Linked DNA regions of Homo sapiens: region 1 is linked to region 2. A link is an interaction called in ENCODE POLR2A ChIA-PET data of the cell type or tissue named here. Cell type or tissue: MCF 10A. All regions are shown on one strand. Each heading gives the region's core, and the rest is flanking DNA. Links, peaks and the distances in the headings are about the cores only. Region 1 has its middle 120 kb from the start of FBXO28. Region 2 holds the start of LOC105373281 (a long non-coding RNA gene).

Region 1 (2,903 bases), core at 93-2,592, 290 kb after region 2:
GTCAAACTTTGGAGTCTCGCTGTGTCGCCCAGGCTGGGGTGCAGTGGTGCGATCTTGGCCCAATGCAACCTCCGCCTCCCGGGTTCAAGTAATTCTCCTTTATCAGCCTCCCAAGTAGCTGGGACTACAGGCATGCGCCACCATGGCCGGCTGATTTTTGTATTTTTTGTAGAGACTGGGTTTCACCATGGCCAGGCTGGTCTCCAACTCCTGACCTCAGGTGATACACCCGCCTTGGCCTCCCAAAGTGTTGGGATTACAGGTGTCAGCCACTGAGCCTGGCGGAGCACTTTCTTATGTTATTAAGTAGCCTAACCCAGGTGGGGCGCTGTCCCTCACGCCTGTAATCCCGACAACTCTGATGGCCAAGGTGAGAAGATCGCTTCAACTCAGGAGTTTGAAACTGGCCCGGGCAACATAGCGAGGCCCCCCCCCCGACCCCATCTCTAGAAAAAAATACAAAAATTAGGCCAGGTGCCCACCGCGCCCGGCTAATTTTTGTATCTTTTGTAGAGACGGGGTTTCGTCATGTTGCCCAGGCTGGTCTCGACTCCTGAGCCCAAGCCATCCATCCTCCCGCCTCGGCCTCCCAAAGTGCTGGGATTACAGTAGGGCCCAGCCAGCCTCATGTTTTATTTAGCAGTCCCTCCCTGTTGCACACCTGGATAGTTTTTTTAATTTTTTTAGACAGGGTTTACCTCAATCTCGCAGGCTGGAATGCTGTGGTGGGATCATAGCTCACTGGAGCCTTGAACCTTTGGGTTCAAGTAGCTGGGGGGCTGAGGTAGGACTACAGAGATGGGGTTGCGCCATGTTGCTACGCTGCTCTTGGCCTGAAGGGTCCTCCCGCCTCGGCCGCGCCAGACATAGTTTTCTATTTTTGACCAACATAAACACTGTGCTGGGTCTGAATTTTTCAGCTACCCTTCTTCAGCCGGCAACACACAGGACCTGGCGGGGAGGTCGCTCTTACCAGTCCCCACTCTGACGAGAAAACTGCCCAGCTCCAGGCACCATAGCGCCCCAGTGACGCAGCCGAACACCCGCGCCTCTGACGTCGCCAAAGGCCCACCTCTATGGTGTCGGCGAAGACCCGCCCTTGTGACGTCACGGAAGGCGCGCTCTTGTGACGTCGCAGGGAACTACCACTCACGCAGAGCCAATCGGAACTCGCGGTGGGGCTGCTGGTTCTTCCAGGAGCGCGCATGAGCGGACGCTGCCTACGGGTGGCCGGGCGGGATGTAACCGGCTGCTGAGCTGGCAGTTCTGTGTCGCTAGGCTTCTGCCCGGCCGCCGCCGCACATAAGCTGCGAGGAGGAGCTTTACGACTTCCCGGTCTTCGGGGCCGGGCGCAGCAAGGGCCAGACTCTGCGCTAGCAGGCGCTGCGCGCCAACCGGCCGGCACCTGTCGCAGAAGGTGCAACCGATCGCACTGTCGCGCAGAAGCTCCTCAATGGCCAGCGCCAGCTGCAGCCCCGGCCGCCCACTCGCCTCATCTGAGCCTGGGTACGTGCGCCCCACAACGCCTCCCCCAGCCAGGGCCCGGGGATCCCCGGGAGCGTCCCCGGCTACCTGGCGCCGCTCATCCTGGGTAGGGTCGGCCCCCTCTGAGGCTGCCTGGCATGAGGGAGCTGCACCCCTGAGCTTGACCTCTGACGGCCCTTTGTAATAGCATTAAGTCTTTGAAACTTTGTAGCGGGGTAGAAGGGGCTAGGAAATGAAGAAAACATCTTTTTAAAAATATAAGCAGTCGGCTGGGCGAGGTGGCCCACGCCTGTAATCCCAGCACTTTGGGAGGTCGAGGCAGGTGGATCACGAGGACAGGAGTTCAAAACCAGCCTGGCCAGCATGGTTTCACTGAAACCCCGTCTCTACTAAAAACACAAAAATTAGTCGGGCGTGGTGGCTGGTGCCTGTAATCCCAGCTACCCGGGAGGCTGAGGCAGAGAATTGTTTGAACCCGGGATGCGGAGGTTGCAGTGAGCGGAGATCGCGCCACTGCACTCCAGCCTGGGCAACAGACCAAGACTCCGTCTAAACAAACAAATATATGTGTGTATATATATGCGATCGAGCCCGGGAGGTTGAGATTACAGTGAGCTGAGATTATATAAGCGATCGAGCACTGGAGGTTGATGTTACAGTGAGCTGAGATTGCGCCATTGCACTCCAGCCTGTGTAACAGAGGGAGACTCTGTCTCTAAAAAATTATATGCAAGTGAGAGCTTTTCTTCCAGCGCTCATGCTCAGACTGAAGAAAGTAATTGGGCCAGGCCCGGTGGCTCACGCCCGTAATCCCAGCATTTTGGGAGGCGGAGGCGGAAGCGGGTGGATCACTTGAGCTCAGGAATTCCAGACTAGTTTGGGCAACATGGTGGAAGCCTGTCTCTACAAAAATACAAAAAATTAGCTGGGCATGGTGGCACGCACTTGTAGTCTCCGCTACTTGCCGGGCTTAGGCGGGAGAATCGCTCAGCTGCAGCCTCGACCTCCAGGGGCAATCCATTTCAGCCTCCCAAAGTGCTGAGATTACAGGAATGAGCCATCGTGCCTGGCTTTACACTATATTTTAATACTTTTTTTGAAAATGGAAACTTTTACAGGCAATTCACTTCCTTCAAACTAATGATAAGGAAGTGATGCTGTTCTGTTCTGTTTTGTTTTTTGTTTTTGTGGGTTTTTTTTCTTTTTTGAGATGGGGTCTTGCCCAGGTTGGAGTGAGTTGGTGCAAACAAGGCTCACTGCAGCCTTGACCTTCGGGCTCAAGGAATCCTTCCCTGTCAGCCTCCCCGGTAGCTAGGACTACAGGTGCATGCTACCACGCTTGGCTAATTCTTTTTTTGAAATGGAGTCTCACTCTGTCTCCCAGGCTGGAGTGCAGTGGTGCAATCTCGGCTCACTGC
Region 2 (2,903 bases), core at 269-2,768:
CCTACAACAGGAAGCGTGAAAACAGGATTTGCTGCCACATGTCAAGTACTCATGTGCCTGTAGAAGAAAGGGGCCATTGCTGCTGATGATAACAATGATAGCATCTAAGGTTTTATAGTTCCCCAAATAATTTCACATACACTGTGATTTGATGCTTATAACAACCGTGTGAACTATGCAAAGTAGGTATTATTTCCCCATTTTAAGAGATGGGAGAATGGATAGTTAGTATTTTGAAAATTGCCAGACCCCACACTTATAAGACTACATGTATTATTAGTAAAATTACTACTAGGGGACCCCAGCTATGAAAACCTCTCTGGGAGATAGCACTGGTGGGTGAGGGGCAGCAGCTTCGGCTCTTGCCTCCTGGCAAGGGTGGGATGTAATACCCTAAGCTCCAACAGACTGGGGAAAGAGAAGGGGCTTAGAAAACTGTCTGGGCTGCTGGATTTCTTTCCGGAGTTTCCCTCTCTCCTTCTACTGTCAGCACGTCCCATCTTTTGCAACACCAGGGAGAAGCCTTTCCATGCCTCTTCAGCTCTTGGAATCCCTCCAGAAGCCCCCTCCCTCCTGAGTGGCATCTAACAGGCCTGTCCAATACTCATGCTACAGCTATGAGGAAAGAATAAACCCTGCAGCTGCTTCAGAAGAGAAAGAAATCTCTTTTCAAATGAAACCGTTTTTTGCAGCCCTGTGGAATTCATATTCTCTGTGATCTCCTTTGGATTCAAATCACGGACCTGAAAGAGGGAGGGGAAGAAAACAGGTTCTTTTCCTCTGCCTGGGCCTGCCGTTCCCTCTGCCCTCCTACACTGGGTATGGACAGACCCCAAGGGACCATGGTCTAGGTGTTGGCAGCCAGGCTGGCTCTACAACACAACATGTCAGCTGCTCTGCTGGGCCTCTGTTTACTCATCCATTAAATGAGGAGATAAGATCTCCCTTGACTGGCTGTGAAGATTAAGTGCACAAATATGTGTAAAGTGCACAAATATGTCAAATAAAAACTGAGACTGACACGTGGAGGTGCAAAATTAAAAAGGAAGCTTTGGTTAGTATCTCCAGAACCTGGCTAGGCACGGTGGCTCACATCTGTAATCTCAGCGCTTTGGGAGGCCGAGATGGGTGGATCACCTGAGGTCAGGAGTTCAAGACCAGCCTGGACAACATGGCGAAACCCCGTCTCTATTAAAAATACAAAAATTAGCTGGGCATGGCAGTGAGCCCCTGTAATCCCAGCTACTCAAGAGGCTGAGGCAGGAGAATTGCTTGAACCCGGGAGGCGGAGGTTGCAGTGAGCCGAGATCACGCCACTGCACTCCAGCCTGGGTGACAGAGTGAGACTCCACCTCAAAAAAAAAAAAAAAAAAATCCAGAACCTGCAGATTGTGCCTCTGATGCATCTCAAACATCCAGGGCCAGGGAGAAAATAATCTAAAGAAAAATACTACTGAAAAAGATTCCATTGCCATGGCCCTCTGAGACACACACATTCTTATTCTCTTATTTTCTCTCTCTCTCTCTCTTCTTCTCTCTCTCTCTCTTTCTATCTCTCTCTCTCACTCCCTCTCTCATTTACTCACAAGGTCAGTGGCCCAGACCCAGGCAGTTCTGGATAATCCCAGCTGTTTCTGACTCACCACCATCCTCAGGGCTGGCTGACTCACTCCAGGAAGGTTTTCCACCATGAAGTGTTTGTCTATGTCCTTGTGTTCCCGTGAAAAGGATTGTGTGGTCAGAGAAAGAGAAGACTTTGCTGGGTCAGTGAGATAGCATAGTGTGAGAGGCTTTGGGAAGTAGAAAAAGCAACATTAACTCAGGTTTAAAAACTAGACTTTGTCCAAATGGTTGGGGAAAGTAGTCATTGTATGTGTTTGCAATTAAATTTGGGTGGCATAGGACAGCCTAAAGCCCTTTGTAAGCAGAGCTCTATGTGCGCAGCGATCCCTAGAAGGCTGGCAAGGGGAGTGGCCAGGGCTGCACCAAAGAGGGTGTTGCCTAGCTGGGGAAGAGGAACTTCAGGTGAGCCAGGAGGCTCTTCTGCTCCCAGGCTGTGCAAAGCTTCTGAGTTGACTGGAATGATAGGTCTGATCTGCCCATTTGTTGCTAAAATGACTTAGGAGGGAAATGACCTCCACCTGCCTGGGAGGAGTCACTTCCTCCAGAGATGAGCTGTCCTTGAGGAGATCAGTGGGAGGAGAAGCCTGCGCTCTGCCCCACTGGGCAGAAGGACAAGCTTTCTCCCAAGAGCCTCGAGCCCAGAAGAAGTCGGGGTGGGGCCAATGGAAATCAGACAGTGGAACAAATGAACAGCTTCCAGGACAGGGCTGTCGCTTTCCTCTGTTTTCAATTGTGATGGCTTCATGAAACCCTTGCACCAGAAACCCATGAGCTAGAAATGAATGCCTGTATCCCCATCTCTGGACTCAGAGTCCAGAGTGCCAACCATTACACAATGGAACCTGTGTCCCCGCCTTATTCAAGAGTAAAGAAAGCAAAGCCTGGTGGTGGACGGTGGTACCTGCCCATCAGGCAGCATGCCCAGACTTGCAAACCAGAGATGGAGGATGTCAAATAAAAACAAAACCATGGGAGACTGAGGCAGGAGAATCACTTGAACCGGGAGGCGGAGGTTGCAATGAGCCAAGATCGCGCCATTGCACTCCAGCCCGGGCAACAAGAGTGAAACTCTGTTTAAAAAAAAAAAAAAATCCAGACTTTTATAAAGGGACACTTCAATAGAAAGAAAGACTATTGCAGGCCAGGCGCAGTGGCTCACACCTGTAATCCTAGCACTTTGGGAGGCCAAAGCAGGTGGATCACCTGAGGTCAGGAGTTCAAGACCAGCCTGGCCAACATGAGGAAACCCCGTCTCTACTAAAAATACAAAAAAATTAGCT

Evidence for each region. Peaks named below come from ENCODE experiments on the same cell type or tissue, not always from the same donor. Only the 100,000 strongest peaks of a DNase experiment are listed, where the experiment ranks them.
Region 1: POLR2A ChIA-PET joins it to region 2 with 24 read pairs; 4 of 35 experiments call an interaction of 5 or more read pairs at or near these places.

What each region holds. Positions count from the first base shown.
Region 1 is chr1:223,991,542-223,994,444 of GRCh38, forward strand. It overlaps the pseudogene GTF2IP20 and the pseudogene SEPTIN7P13. Among named protein-coding and RNA genes, the nearest start is that of FBXO28, 120 kb to the right of the region's middle. RefSeq lists enhancers at 864-1,487, 951-1,000, 1,488-2,109 and silencers at 1,121-1,260, 1,481-1,660. In MCF 10A, for the core only: a CTCF peak has its summit at 965; DNase peaks (open chromatin) are centred at 1,130 and 2,300.
Region 2 is chr1:223,705,725-223,708,627 of GRCh38, forward strand. It overlaps LOC105373281 (a long non-coding RNA gene), which reads right to left and starts at 1,926. Exons shown (of 3, transcript XR_949164.2): 1 at 1,644-1,926. It also overlaps a transcript of CAPN2 not described here. RefSeq lists enhancers at 935-2,134, 2,135-2,634. In MCF 10A, for the core only: a CTCF peak has its summit at 2,534; DNase peaks (open chromatin) are centred at 547, 1,647, 2,107 and 2,477.